2 separate regions of the Homo sapiens genome follow, and region 1 is linked to region 2. The links are chromatin contacts, found by Hi-C or POLR2A ChIA-PET in ENCODE. All regions are on one chromosome and are shown on one strand. Each heading gives the region's core, a stretch centred on a gene start or an enhancer-like site at or near the end of the contact. The rest is flanking DNA. Distances are from core to core; before and after follow the strand shown. Region 1 holds the start of ACOT4 (acyl-CoA thioesterase 4). Region 2 holds the start of PNMA1 (PNMA family member 1).

Evidence for each region. Hi-C counts contacts between places; a loop is a spot of excess contacts on that map. ChIA-PET counts read pairs that join two places held with the same protein, here RNA polymerase II (POLR2A). Pooled maps may share reads with other maps.
Region 1: a loop to region 2 is called in a map of naive thymus-derived CD4-positive, alpha-beta T cell, with 5 times the contacts of the local background. The contact joins the promoter of ACOT4 here to the promoter of PNMA1 in region 2. A Hi-C loop is called at or near these places in 1 of 168 maps with a recorded cell type or tissue (naive thymus-derived CD4-positive, alpha-beta T cell), 7 of 37 single-sample maps with no recorded cell type and 8 of 50 pooled maps. POLR2A ChIA-PET finds 5 or more read pairs at or near these places in 5 of 52 experiments (B cell, CD4-positive, alpha-beta T cell, CD4-positive, alpha-beta memory T cell and 2 more).

The regions. Positions count from the first base shown.
Region 1 is chr14:73,590,445-73,597,686 of GRCh38, reverse strand. ACOT4 (acyl-CoA thioesterase 4) reads right to left here and starts at 5,814. Exons shown (of 3, transcript NM_152331.4): 1 at 5,271-5,814; 2 at 3,783-3,985; 3 at 1,921-2,638. The coding sequence starts at 5,727. The coding sequence ends at 2,033. It also overlaps a transcript of HEATR4 not described here. RefSeq lists a silencer at 5,200-5,269 and an enhancer at 5,081-5,580.
Region 2 is chr14:73,708,608-73,715,633 of GRCh38, reverse strand. PNMA1 (PNMA family member 1) reads left to right here and starts at 1,250. Exons shown (of 1, transcript NM_006029.5): 1 at 1,250-3,851. The coding sequence starts at 1,995. The coding sequence ends at 3,056. MIDEAS (mitotic deacetylase associated SANT domain protein) reads left to right here. Exons shown (of 13, transcript NM_001367710.1): 13 at 1-512. RefSeq lists enhancers at 785-854, 1,795-1,854 and silencers at 1,075-1,354, 1,535-1,704.

The DNA of each region.
Region 1 (7,242 bases), core at 4,565-7,064, 120 kb after region 2:
GGGAGGCAGAGGTTGTGGTGAGCCGAGATTGTGCTATTGCACTCCAGCCTGGGCTACAGAGCAAGACTCCTTCTCAAAAAAAAAAAAAAAAAAAAGAAAAGAAAAAAGAAAAAAAAAGAAAAAGAAATACAAAAATTAGCTGGGCGTGCTGGCACATGCCTATAGTCTGAGCTACTTGGGAGGCTGAGGCAGGAGGATCACTTGAACCCGGGAGACAGAGGTTGCAGTGAGCTGAGATCGTGCCACTGCACCCCAGCCTGGCCAACACAGCAAGACTCTGTCTCAAATAAATAAATAAATAATGGCCGGGCATGGTGGCTCACGCCTGTAATCCCAGCACTTTGGGAGGCCGAGGCGGGTGGATCACGAGGTCAGGAGATCGAGACCATCCTGGCTAACATGGCGAAACCCTGTCTCTACTAAAAATACAAAAAATTAGCCAGGCGTGGTGGCGGGCACCTGTAGTCCCAGCTACTTGGGAGGCTGAGGCAGGGAGAATGGCATGAACCTGGGAGGCGGAGCTTGCAGTGAGCTGAGATTGCGCCATTGCACTCCAGCCTGGGTGACAGAGCCAGACTCTATCTCAAAAAAATAAATAAATAAATAAATAAATAAAATAAAATTACCATAAACAGTTTTACTGTGATAAGCGTAGTTTTTCTTTGTATTTATTCTGCCTGGCATTTACAATTCTTCTTGAATATGTGGCTTGATGTCTTTGACATCAGTTTTGGAAATTTCTCAGCCATTATCTTTTCAAATACGCTTATATTAATAAATGCTATGTAAGCTGGGCGCGGTGGCTCATGCCTGTAATCCCAGCAATTTGGGAGACCGAGGCAGGTGGATCACTTGACATCAGGAGTTCAAGACCAGCCTGGCCAACATAGTGAAACCCTGTCTCTACTAAAAATACAAAAATTAGCCGGGCATGGTGGCACATGCCTGTAATCCCAGCTACTCGGGAGGCTGAGGCAGGAGAATCGCTTGAACCCAGGAGGCAGAGGTTGCAGTGAGCTGAGATCATGCCACTGCACTCCAGCCTGGGCAACAGAGTGACTCTGTCTCAAAAAATAATAATAATAATAATAATAAATGCTATGTAGTGTCAATGTCAAGGAGACAAAGGAGTGATTCCTCTAGGGTTACCACAGTACGATTTTCCAAGTTCTATTCTTTTTTTTTCTTTTGAAACGGGGTCTCGCTGTGTTACCTGGGCTGGAGTGCAGTGGTGCAATCACGGCTCACTGCACCAATCTTGACCTCCCGGGCTCAAGCAATCGTCCCATCTGAGTCTCGAGTAGCTGGGACTACAGGTGTGTACCATGTTTGGCTAATTTTTGTAGGGATTGGGTTTTGCCATGTTGCCTAAGCTGGTCATGAAATCCTGAGCTCAAGCAATATGCCCCCCTTGACTTCCCAAAGTACTGGGATTACAGGTGTGAGCCACTGTACTCGGCCCCAGGGTCTGCTCTTAGAGAGGAAGTGAGAGGGAAAATAGATCGTAGTAATTCACCCTTGGAAGAGAGTACAGACTTAACTATTCTAGAGACAGGTCTCATCTCCTCCTGTCAAAAGAGTCTTCTCTCACGTTTATAATGAAAAGGTCAGCTGCCTTTCCTCATATTAACACCCCTCTGTATGTTTCTGGCCAAAGAAAATTCTACCCTGCTACTGATGGTTGAACAGCAAACATTAAGTGACCATTCTTTCATAGTGATGGAAAAAGTCACCAGCTTTAAAGCTCACCTGTGACTCAAAACATTAACTAAAAAAATCTAGAAGGAAACACAAATGTTAACTGGTGGGAATGTTTTTCACTTATATGTGTCATATGCCTCTTAATCTTCTACAACAAGCAAGTTACATTAGTAAAACTAACGACAAAGCTTATTCAACAAAGTTACGTAAAATACACCATTAATGACAAAGACATGGCTTTAATGTTATCCAGGAGACATCTGATTCACATAGGGTTACTGAACACTAGAATCTGATCTTGAATCTCTCATGTCAACAACAGACAAATGCATTACAATTTAGGGACAGCTGTTTTCTGGGTACCTCCCAGGTGTTTGCAGAAGAAGGCTAGAATTTGCTTCCAGGCATCTTCCTGGGCCTTAGAATGAGCCCTGGGCTCCCCACCCCATATAACATGTTTGTTCAGTAATCTGTGAAGGGAAGCTGGGCACAGGGGGAAGTAAGGAGGCTCGATGTAATGCCCAGTCCCAGGGTAACAGATGATCTGGGGTTTTTCCTTTCCATGGGCCTGTAACCGTTCAGAGACTGTTTGGGCATACAACTCACTTCTCCAGTTATGGTCATCCTGACCAACAATGAGCAGGATGGGCCCCTGGGCCTTCTCTATTGGAATCATGCTGGGGTTCTTGTACCCTCCTACGAGAGCATTCCTTATATCCACAATGTCCACGAGGCCTGAGAAAGCTACCTTGATTCTCCTCAGGTCATAGCCCAATGGTGGAATGCTACTGTGCTTATAGTTGATGGCTGTGTTCCCACTGATCCCAGATCCATTGATGGAAACTGTGGCTGAGACATTCTTCAAGAATGAGGCCATTGAGAGACAAATATCAGCTCCTAGAGAAATGCCCAAAAGCCCAATGCCTGGGCCTTTTACCTGGAAGAAAAGAAGAGAGGAGAGTTGAGTCAATAACTTATCCAGATTGGGTGCGGTGGCTCATGCCTGTAATCCCAACACTCTGCGAGGCGGAGGCGGGCGGATCACTTGAGGTCAGGAGTTTGAGACCAGCCTGGCCAACATGGCAGAACCCTGTCTCTATTAAAAATACAAAAAAAAATTAGCCGAGTGTGGTGGCGCACGCCTCTAATCCCAGTTACCTGGGAGGCTGAGGCAGGAGAATTGCTTGAGCCCAGGAGGCGGAGGTTGCAGTGAGCCGAGATTGCGCCACTGCGCTCCAGCTTGGGTGACAAAGCGAGACTCCGTCTCAAAAGATAAATAAATAAATAAATAAATAAATAAATAAATAAATAACTTATCCAATGCAAAAACATTTTTCTAAAATGCAAACAGAGATGCTGCTAGCTTTAATCTGGGAATCATCCACAAGAAAATCAACCTCAGCTGACAGGGGAGTTTCTTCCCATGTGCAGAATATCTGGCTGAACACATGGCAAACACATCTTAAAATCACTGAAAAACTTGGAAACTGGTTATAAGCATTTCAGAGAATTATCCACTAGAGAATGCTGAGCCGCTGAGCCGCTGAGCCACAGATCCCATCAAGTTCAGGGCCACATTCAGGTAGGTCTGACTGAAGTCTTCATGTGGCAATGCATCCAATAGTGTGGAACCAGGTTGTTTCAAGATGTGAATCATTCATCAGATCATTTGCCATATGTATTGGCAAATGATTACAAAGCAAGACTTCAGAGTAAGTAAGTTTGTTCTTGGCTTCTGAAAGGGGTGGACAAGTTCTGACCAAAATCTGAGAACATACTCTGACACCAGGAAATTAAAATTTAAAAACAAGCATGCAAAGACAGTAGATTAGAAATTCAATTTGCAATATACAGATAATATTTAATATTACTAAATAAAATCTCATGTGGATTTTACAATTAATTCTATATCACAAATTCATCTGACAGAAAAAGTGGAAATAGCACCTTAAGCCAAGGAAGTCTCCAGAAGACATCTTTGTGAAAGAGGAACAGAGCAGCATTTCTGCACGTGGTAAAGGTTACACTCTCTATGGAAATATTTCTAGAGAGACTGATTAAATAAAGGACATGAGGAGAACCTGGGGATGTTGAAGCATGTAGCATACGGCTTCTTCGAAGTACTCCAGGGATATGTTGTCCATGTTATTGGGGAGATCTTCAAAGTTATAATAAGCTAGAGCCAACGTGGCAAAGCCATGGCCAGCAAGGAGGCTGGCTCGATATTCCAAGAGGCCCCCTCCAATACCAAAGATGTCAATGATCCCTGGGAAGGGTCCAGGTCCTAGAGAACAAAATATTATAAATGTAAGCCATTATACAATTTAAAGAATTTGCTTTCCTGGCTGGACACTGTGGTTCATGCTTGTAATCTCAGCACTTTAGGAGGCCAAGGCAGGAGGATTGCTTGAGGCCAGGAGTTCAAGACCAGCCTGGACAATGTAGTGAGACCCCATCTCTACAATCTTTTTTTTTTTTTAATTAGTCAGTGTGGTGGTGTATGCCTGTAGTCCTAGCTACTTGGGAGGCAATGGAGGGAGGATCACTTGAGCCCCAGAGGTCAAGGCTGCAGTGAGGTGTGACCACACCACTGCACTCCAGCGTGGGCAACAGAGACAGACACTGTCTCAAAAAAAAAAAAAAAAAAAAGAAAGAAAGAAAAGAAAAAAGATTGAAACAAAACTTTATGTTCTGTTGCATCAGCCCTCTGGTTTTTAGTGTACTGATATTTCAGATGTCTATGTAGAAAGGGAGGAAAGAAAAAGAAATACCCAGAGATGGTTTTAGGTGAGAAAGGCAGTGGAGTCTGAAGTGTGACCTGTGATAAAGCAGCACATGAAGAAGTGGAGAAGAGACAGTGTGCCTAGAACACTAGAGAAGACGACATGGTAATAGCTTCATTCACTGTCATCATTCTGCCTTAGACAAGTCAGGCTGATGCCTGTAGAAATCTGTAGGGTAGTGATTAATAGCAAAGTGGATAATGTACCTGACGACCTGAACCTGTTTTTTCATCTGCAGAATAACAATACCAACTTCATTGGGATATTATAGAGACTAACTGATAGAATGCAAGTAAAAACCGTAGTACACAGCCTAACAAAAAATCCTTTTTTTTCTTTTTTCTTTTTTTGAGACGGAGTCTCGCTCTGTCACCCAGGCTGGAGTGCAGTGGTGCGATCTCGGCTCACTGCAACCTCCATCTCCCAGGTTCAAGCGATTCTCGTGCCTCAGCCTCCCGAGTGGCTGGGACTACAGGCGTGTGCCACCAGGCTGGACTAATTTTTGTATTTTCGGTAGAGTCAGCGTTTCACCATGCTGGCCAGTCTGGTCTCAAACTCCTGATCTCAAGTGATCCGCCCATCTCGGCCTCCCAAAGTGCTGGGATTACAGGCGTTAGTCACCACGCCCGGTACCAAACCCTCTATTTTGGTAGAGTGGCCACTGACATAGTCAATGTTAGCTTCTCTGATCTTGCTCCAAAACCAAACCAGTGCTAAATCAGCACTGGAAACAAACGGAGACTCAGGCCACTGACGCTCACACCACCCGCCAGCAGCCTGGCTCACCTGGCGGCAGGAAGAGCGTGGCGCGCACCCGGCCCGCTCGCACCGACTGGCGCCGCACCCCTGGCGGGAGGAAGTGGCGCTCGTGCTGCGCCTGGCACAGCAGCCGTCCAGGCTCGGGGTCGTGGCCGTCCAGCACCTCCAACTCCACGACAAAAGGAATCTGTACGTCCCGCTTCAGGAAGCGCCAAAAAGGCTTCTCGGGTTCCAGGGCCCAGAGCAGCCCCATGGGCTCGAGTCCCGCGAAGCTGCCGCCCAGCGCGGGTGCGCGCTCCAGGTCCAGCTCGCCGCGGGCGTCGGCGCAGTAGCGCGCGTGGGCCCGGAAGAGCGCGCCCTTCTCGTCGCGCAGGGACGCGCGCAGCGTAACCCGCTGCTCCGGGGCCAGGCCGCGCACGGCAATGCGCACCGGCTCGTTCCAGCAGCAGCGGCCTGGGGGCTCCAGGATCAGCGTTGCTGACATCTTGGAGCCGGAGCGGGGAATTCAAAGGTCGAGGCCCGAGACCCGTCCAAGATCGTGGCAAGCGCGCCGAATGTCCGGACGGCGTCCGGCGTCCCCTGGTGCCGGAAGCTGCCGGTGGCTGAGCAGTCCCAGAAAGCCCCTGGGACTTCAGACCGGTTAACCCGGCGCTCCGGACTCGTCTGAGGCAAAAGTAGCCAGGCTCCTCTTCAGGGTCGTCTCCTTGGGCCCCGGGGCGCGCAAGGTGTGGCGCCCAACCCACCCCGTAGAAAGCCTCTCTGCCTCACACCACCCTCGGTTGTTGGAATGAAAGTTGTTGGATGATCAATTTGTGGTGAAACCAAAAGCCAATGAGATCAAGCCAAATTCCAGCCTTTCATGGGCTCCATGGAAGGTTTTGTTTTTAACTTTTTTTTTTTTTGAAACAGAGTCTCCTCTGTCGCCCAGGCTGGAGTGCAGTGGCGCTTCGGCTCACTGCAATCTCCGCCTCCTGGGTTCAAGCGATTCTCCTGCCTCAGCCTCCCGAGTACCTGGGATTACAGGCGCGCGCCACCATGCCGCTAATTTTTGTATTTTTAGTAAAGAGGGAGTTACACCATGTTGGCCAGGCTGGTCTTGAACTCCTGACTTCAAGTGATCTTCCCGCCTTGGCCTCCCAAAGTGCTAGGGATTACAGGCGTGAGCCGCTGCGCCCGGCCTGCTTTTTTGTTGTATTTGAGACAGGGTCTCTCTCTGTCATCCAGGCTGCAAGGCGGTGGCTCGATCACAGGTCACTGCAGCCTCCACCTCCCAGGCTCAAGTGATCCTCCTGTCTCAGCCTTCGGAGTAGCTGTGACTACAGACAGCGCACCACCATGCCACGTTAATTTTTAAATGTTTATTTTTAGAGAGGAGGTGTCACCCTGTTTCCCAGGCTGGTCTCGAACTCCTGAGCACAAACTATCCTCCTGCCTCTGTAGTCCCAAAGTGCTAGTGATACGTGACAGCATGCTGGCTGCCCTCGCTCGCTGTCGGCGCCTCCTCGGCCTTGGCGCCCACTCTGGCCGCGCTTGAGGAGCCCTTCAGCCCGCCGCTGCACTGTGGGAGCCCCTTTCTGGGCTGGCCAAGGCCGGAGTCGGCTCCCTCAGCTTACTGGGAGGTGTGGAGGGAGAGGCGCGGGCGGGAACCGGGGCTGCCCGCGGGGCTTGCGGGCCAGCGCGAGTCCCGGGTGGGCGTGGGCTCGGCGGCCCCGCACTTGGAGCGGCCGGCCGGCCCGCAAGCCCCGGGCAGTGAGGGGCTTAGCACCTGGGGCAGCAGCTGCTGTGCTCGATTTCTCAGCGGGCCTTAGCTGCCTCCCCGCGGCGCAGGGCTCGGGACCTGCAGCCCGCCATGCCTGAGCCCCCGCCCCCGCCGTGAGCTTCTGCGCGGTCCGAGCCTCCTCAACGAGCTCCGCTCCCTGCTCCACTAACGCCCAGTCCCATCGACCGCCCAAGGGCTGAGAAGTGCGGGCGCACGGCGCGGGACTGGCAGGCAGCTCCA
Region 2 (7,026 bases), core at 1-2,500:
TTTACAGGAAGTAGGGATATTTTTATAAAACAATTGTGTCCTCCCCACATTTTGCTATGTTAATATTTGCTTCTAACAATTTGCAGCTGTTTCACTTTTTCCTCATTTGTCTCTAAGTTGAAGGCTTTGTTGGAGGGGACAGAGCACAGGAACAGCCTTGACAGTCTGTAATTATTGTACAGATATTTTAATAGCATATAAATAAGTATATTCCTTTTATTTTGAAACAAAAATGATCAGACACTGCCTTTTGTGTGTTTGCTGCCTGTGGCATCCTTTTTTAAAAAGACTGTTACATATTAAAATAGTGTACATATATAAATATTACCTCTTTTGCTGTACAGTTGTGATAGAGACTGAAGATTTTATTTTTTGTGTGCTTTTTATAAGAAAAAAATTAATACACTAAAGAATCTTGCTGATGTGATTGTAATGTACCTATGTAACTTATTTACTTTTGAATGTTCTTCTGTATCTTTAAACCTTTTATTAAATAAGGTTTTAAAAATTCAGAGTTGAATGCTTTGTTCTCTTGGGATTTTCACCATCTGGGGTTGATGTAAGTGCGCCTTGTCTTGCTTGCAGGGAGATTACTCGACATTTTTGAACCATAAGGATTCTCTTTTAGCAGCCTATTGTCAATGATGCCAGCCAGGAAAAGGAAAATAATACACTAATGTTTGCCTGGCTAAAAGATGACTCAGTAGACACAGACAGATTTTTACAAAATTTTAGACAAGAAAAAGTCTAAACTCAGTGTCTCACACAAATACACAGAAATGGCGCACTCCGACATTTTGGCTTCATTGGGATGAAATATGCAGGGTGCACAGTGTGGTCAGGGGCAACGGGAAGCCAGGGTTCTGAGGAGAGTATTTTCACGTGCAGGGTGGACTGGCTGAGCAACCCGAGTAGACAAGTCCACCATGAGGGATGCATTTCCAACAATATCATCTTAAATCCACTCCAGGATTGGGTTATTATTTTTAAAACACGGTGCTTAGTAGTAGTTGTTTACTGTTAAAATGCTAAATTATGAAAAAGGAAATGCGCCATCAGAGAAACAAATGCCCGAGCCCCTCGCTGGCTCCACGGCAACCGCTCGACCCCCGCGAGCCGCCGGAGCAGGCGTGCCTCGCGCCGGCTGGGACACCGTTGCCATGGAGACGCCCGAGCAGCTCCGCCGCGGGGGCGGGACGGGGCGGGGCGGGGCGGACGCCGCTCGCCGGCTGGCCCCATCCTCCACTGCAGCAGTAACGTCGCGGCGGGTTGCGGGTAGGACTGGACGCCAGAGCAGCCGCGCAGCGCCTGAACCGCTGCGGGCCGCCGCGGCCGCCCCTTCCCACCCTCGCCTCTGCTGTCTCCAGCCTCGCTTCTCCGACTTTCCTGCTCCTCTGCTGCCTTCGTTTCTGGTCCTCGGCCGTCCTCGCCGCCCGCCCAGAGGAGTCCCCGCGCCCGCCAAGAAGCCGCTTTCCGCTGGCCCGCAGCCGCCGCGACTTCGGCACAGTTTCTCCCTCTGGCTAGTCTCCCAAACGGCCGCTCCTCGCCCGCGGGAAGACCAGGCTGCGACCGCGAACGCCCGATCCTCTCCAGGAGCCGCAGCGAGCGCCCGGCGGCCACGCCCCGCGACCACACCCCGGCGGCTCTCGGCCCAGCGCGCCTGCCTTCGCCGCCCGCCGTCGCTCCTCGCCCGCTGCACGACGACGCGACGCCCCTGCTGCAGGCGGCGGACCCGACCGGACCCAGACCCAGACGCAAGATGGCGACGGCCGCGTGACTGCCTCAGCGTCCCCGAGCTCGGCTCCGAGTGCACCTACGGACTGACTGTGGGGGCAGAGAAGGGCGAGATCAGGACTCTGTCTTTGTTAATCGTGACTGCATGAAGGTCGCCTCCCTCGGGCCTACTTGGTGGGAGTGTCTGGTATTGTTCTAAGGCCAGGAGCACGGTGAGCCACAGTCTGTTGGTAGAATTTGGCGTCTTGATAGTTGAGAAAATGGCGATGACACTGTTGGAAGACTGGTGCCGGGGGATGGATGTGAACTCCCAGAGAGCTCTGTTAGTCTGGGGCATCCCAGTGAACTGTGATGAGGCTGAAATCGAAGAGACCCTCCAGGCTGCGATGCCCCAGGTCTCCTACCGAATGCTTGGGAGAATGTTCTGGAGGGAAGAAAATGCGAAAGCAGCCTTATTAGAGCTCACTGGCGCTGTAGATTACGCCGCGATCCCCAGGGAGATGCCGGGCAAAGGAGGGGTCTGGAAAGTGTTATTTAAGCCCCCAACTTCTGATGCTGAATTTTTAGAAAGATTGCACCTCTTCCTAGCTAGAGAGGGGTGGACCGTGCAAGATGTTGCCCGTGTCCTTGGGTTTCAGAACCCTACTCCGACCCCGGGCCCAGAGATGCCAGCAGAGATGCTAAACTATATTTTGGATAATGTTATTCAGCCTCTTGTTGAGTCCATATGGTACAAGAGGCTGACACTTTTCTCGGGGAGGGACATCCCAGGGCCTGGAGAGGAAACCTTTGATCCCTGGCTGGAGCACACTAATGAGGTCCTAGAGGAGTGGCAGGTGTCCGATGTAGAAAAGAGGCGGCGGTTGATGGAGAGTCTTAGAGGCCCCGCCGCTGATGTTATTCGCATCCTTAAGTCCAACAACCCCGCGATAACCACTGCCGAATGCCTGAAGGCGCTTGAGCAGGTGTTTGGGAGCGTTGAGAGCTCTAGGGATGCCCAGATCAAATTTCTGAACACTTATCAGAACCCGGGAGAAAAATTGTCTGCTTATGTCATTCGTCTGGAGCCTCTGCTACAGAAGGTGGTAGAGAAGGGGGCCATTGATAAAGATAATGTGAACCAGGCCCGCCTAGAGCAGGTCATTGCCGGGGCCAACCACAGCGGGGCCATCCGAAGGCAGCTGTGGCTTACCGGGGCTGGGGAAGGGCCAGCCCCAAACCTCTTTCAGTTGCTGGTGCAGATCCGTGAGGAGGAAGCCAAGGAGGAGGAGGAGGAGGCTGAGGCCACCCTTCTGCAGTTAGGCCTGGAAGGGCACTTCTGAGTGCCAGGAAAGGCAGCTTTAGTGCAGACCTAGATCACAGCTACTTTTCTTGTCCCTGTGGGGTCTTACAGATGTGTCTCTGAGTAGTAAAGGCTTAGCCTTGTTCTGTTTTGTTGTTTTTTGGAGGGGAAGGTTAGTCAGGCCTGAGTATTCATGTAACATTCTAAAATTGTGCCAGCGAGCACCGTGAACGACTGCAATGCAAGCGGGTCTTGCTGGCTAAAATGCCAGGTAAAGGGTTGGTTGGACACAGCGCTTAGTGCACGCTGTCATCATGGACATCATAATCAGTTGTGAAAAACACGCGAACCTATGACACTTCTTATTCCACACTGAATGTGAAATTGCATGTTCAGATGTTTACTACGAGGCCTGGCTCACAGGAAGTGTTCAGTAAAAGTATGCACTGTTAGATTACTGATAACGCGGATAGATTTTTGTTTACCATAAATTGTTCCAGATTTATATTAATGGAAGGAAGTGTGCATTTATTAGCTATTACTCAACTTTACAATGCAAACATCTTATTTCTCATCTTTAAACATGTCGACCAGTTTAATTGAAAAGTATTCTGAGACTGCAAAATGGGGTGTTAAAAAATACTGCAGTTACGGAGCTGTGTAAACCAGTTTCTCATTGCATAAGATACAGATGTAAATTGCATGGAGAGGTTGATATGCACCTGTACAGTAATTCACTCCCCCATTTCACATCTTTGTCAGAGAATAGTTCTTGTTCATACTGAGTGTTCTAAATTTGAAGTTATATATACAAATTAAAATATTTTAAAAATTCTGTTGTCTTCTCATTTTTCTGGCATGTATAAACATTTTTAGCCTAAGTAAACTGTCCTTTTTTCTTATGAAGACTTTGTCATTAAATCAAACCATTTATTTTAAGCTTTGTATGATACTATGTGAATTTAAATGGCAGGTCCTTTTTTTCCTTCCCCTCTTGCTGTCATCTTAACAGTTTTTTGTTTTGTTTTTTAATTTTTAAAATTTTTTATTTTTATCGGGCAGAGAGGGTCTTGCTCTGTTGCCCAGCCTGGAGTGCAATGGAGCGATCTCGGCTCACTGCAACCTCTGCCTCCCGGGTTCAAGTGATTCTCCTGCTTCAGCCTCCTGAGTAGCTGGGATTACAGACATGCGCCACCACGCCTAGCTAATTTTGTATTTTTTTAGTAGAGACGGGTTTCACCATGTTGGTCAGGCTGGTCTGGAACTCCTCACCTCAAGTGATCCACCCACCTCGGCCTCCCAAAGTGCTGGGATTACAGGCGTGAGCCACCTCGCCGTCTCTACTAAAAATACAAAAATTAGCCGGGTGTGGTGGTGCGTGCCTGTAATTCCCGCTACTTGGGAAGCTGAGTCAGGAGAATCGCTTTGGGAGGCGGAAGTTGCAGTGAGCCGAGATTGCGCCATTGCACTGCAGCCTGGGCAACAGAGTGAGACTCCATCTCAAAAAAAAAAAAAAAAAAATTTAGATACCAGATTTGGCTCACACTTGTAATCCCAGCACTTAGGGAGGATTGCCTGAAGCCAAGATTTTGAGACCAGCTTGGGCAACATAGACCCAATCTCCACCCAAACTTTTAAAAATTAGCCAGGCATGGTGGCACACGCCTGTGGTCCCAGCACTAAGGTGGCCACCCAGCGGCTAAGGTGGGACATCGCTTGAGCTCAGCAGGTTGAGGCTGCAGTAAGCCATGATCGTCCCACCGCACTCCAGCCTGGTGATAGAGTGAGACCCTGTTTCTCAAAAAATTTTTTTTTAGAAAATCTTGAAATGGGGTTCAGGAGGTTATCTGGCAGTGTTTTTCTCTTAAGATCACTTTTCAGCTAAACATTTTGTTTCACTGAAGAAATAGCTATAATTCATCACACCTGTGTAAAATGAAGGCTATTTTACAGCAACCATTTTATAGCAGGACGATATAAAAAGGGAAATACAACTTTAAAACATGTTTATTTTGCTGCAAAGATTCAGTGATTGAAGATGTCCATCTTTTGAGATCCTCAGTGAATCTAAAGTTATTACATGAATATTGTGTTCAGTGAGCCTTTCCCTAATAAGGTTTTAAAATTATAGCTGAGCCATTCGACAAGTCTATAAGGGGTAATGTATGTTCTTCCAGATTTTTCGGTACACGTATTCGCTTCATGTCAGTACATCCCTTTCCTCCTGTCACAAAAACATCTCCACATACTTGCCTTGGTTCCCAACAGATATGCTCAGCTTCACTTACCACAAACACTTGGCATGTCTTCACCTGCTACCCATCATTCACAGAACTTTCCCCTCCATTCCCACCAGCATCAGGTGCACACTCACCCCTCTTACACTCTTGACACACTGTCATCTCCCCGTCAGTACTCCCATCATAACATACACCCTCCTCCTGCTCCACATGTACACGATGTCAGTCTCCCACCCCCAACATATATTCCCATTTCTCCTCACACCCACACACACTCCCACCACCAAACACCAACCAGCCACCACATATGTATACACACTCCCACTCCACACATATACACACATACTGCATTTTTTTTTTTGAGACGGAGTCTCGCTGTGTTGCCCAGGCTGGAGTGCAGTAGCGTAATCTCAGCTCACTGCAACCTCTGTCTGTTGGGCTCAAGTGATCCTCCTGCCTCAGCCTCCCAAGTAGCTGGGATTACAGGTGTGTGCCACTACGCCCGGCTAATTTTTGTATTTTTAGTAGAGACAAGGTTTCACCATGTTGGCCGGGCTGGTCTCAAACTCCTGACCTCGTGGTTTGAAAGTACTCCAAAAATGCTGGGATTACAGGCGTAAGCCACCACAACTGGCCCACATACTACATTTTTAAAAATGGGCCCGTTGTAGTGGCTCACACCTGTAATCCCAGCACTTTGGGATGCTGAGGTGGGAGGATCACTTAAGGACAGGAGTTCAAGACCAGCCTGAGCAAAATACCAAGACCTTGTCTCCACAAAAATAAGTAAATTTAAAAATTAGCCAGGCTATTTAGGAGGCTGATGCAGGAGGATTGCTTGAGCCCAGGAGTTCAAGGTTGCAGTGATCTATGAACATGCCACCGCACTCCAACCTGGGGTGACGGAACAAGACCCTGTCTCGAAAAAAACAAAACAAAACAAAAAACCACGCACACAGATGCACCAAAAAAACAAACTAGGTATATAAGGATTATTCGGGGGGGGCGGGGGGGTTGTTTGTTTTGTTTTTTTGGTGTATGCTTGGGGTTTTTTTTTTTTTGGCCCAATATGTTATGGACATCCTTCTACAGTTTAAACATGGGGGGATAGACCTTCTTTTCATAGATGCAGAGTTGGCTGCATTCTTAGGAGGGAAGTTATTTTCATGCACGTCCGTGTGAAGAGAGCACCAAACAGGCTTTGTGTGAGTAACGTGGCTGTTTATTTCACCTGGGTGCAGGCGGGCTGAGTCCGAAAAGAGAGTCAGCAAAGGGTGGTGGATTATCATTAGTTCTTATAGATTTTGGGATAGGCGCTGAAGTTAAGAGCAATGTTTTGCGGGCAGGGGTGGATCTCACAAAGTACATTCTCAAGGGTGGGGAGAATTACAAATAACCTTCTTAAGGGTGGGGGAGATTACAAAGTACATTGATCAGTTAGGGTGGGGCAGGAACAAATCACAATGATGGAATGTCATCAGTTAAGGCTATTTTTATTTCTTTTGTGGATCTTCAGTTACTTCAGGCCATCTGGATGTATACGTGCAAGTCACAGGGGATGCGATGGCTTGGCTTGGGCTCAGAGGCCTGACATTCCTGCCTTCTTATAATAAGAAAAATAAAACAAAATAGTGTTGAAGTGTTGGGGCGGCGAAAATTTTTGGGGGGTGGAATGGAGAGAGAATGGGCGATGTTTCTCAGGGCTGCTTCAAGCGGGATTAGGGGCGGCGTGGGAACCTAGAGTGGGAGAGATTAAGCTGAAGGGAGGTC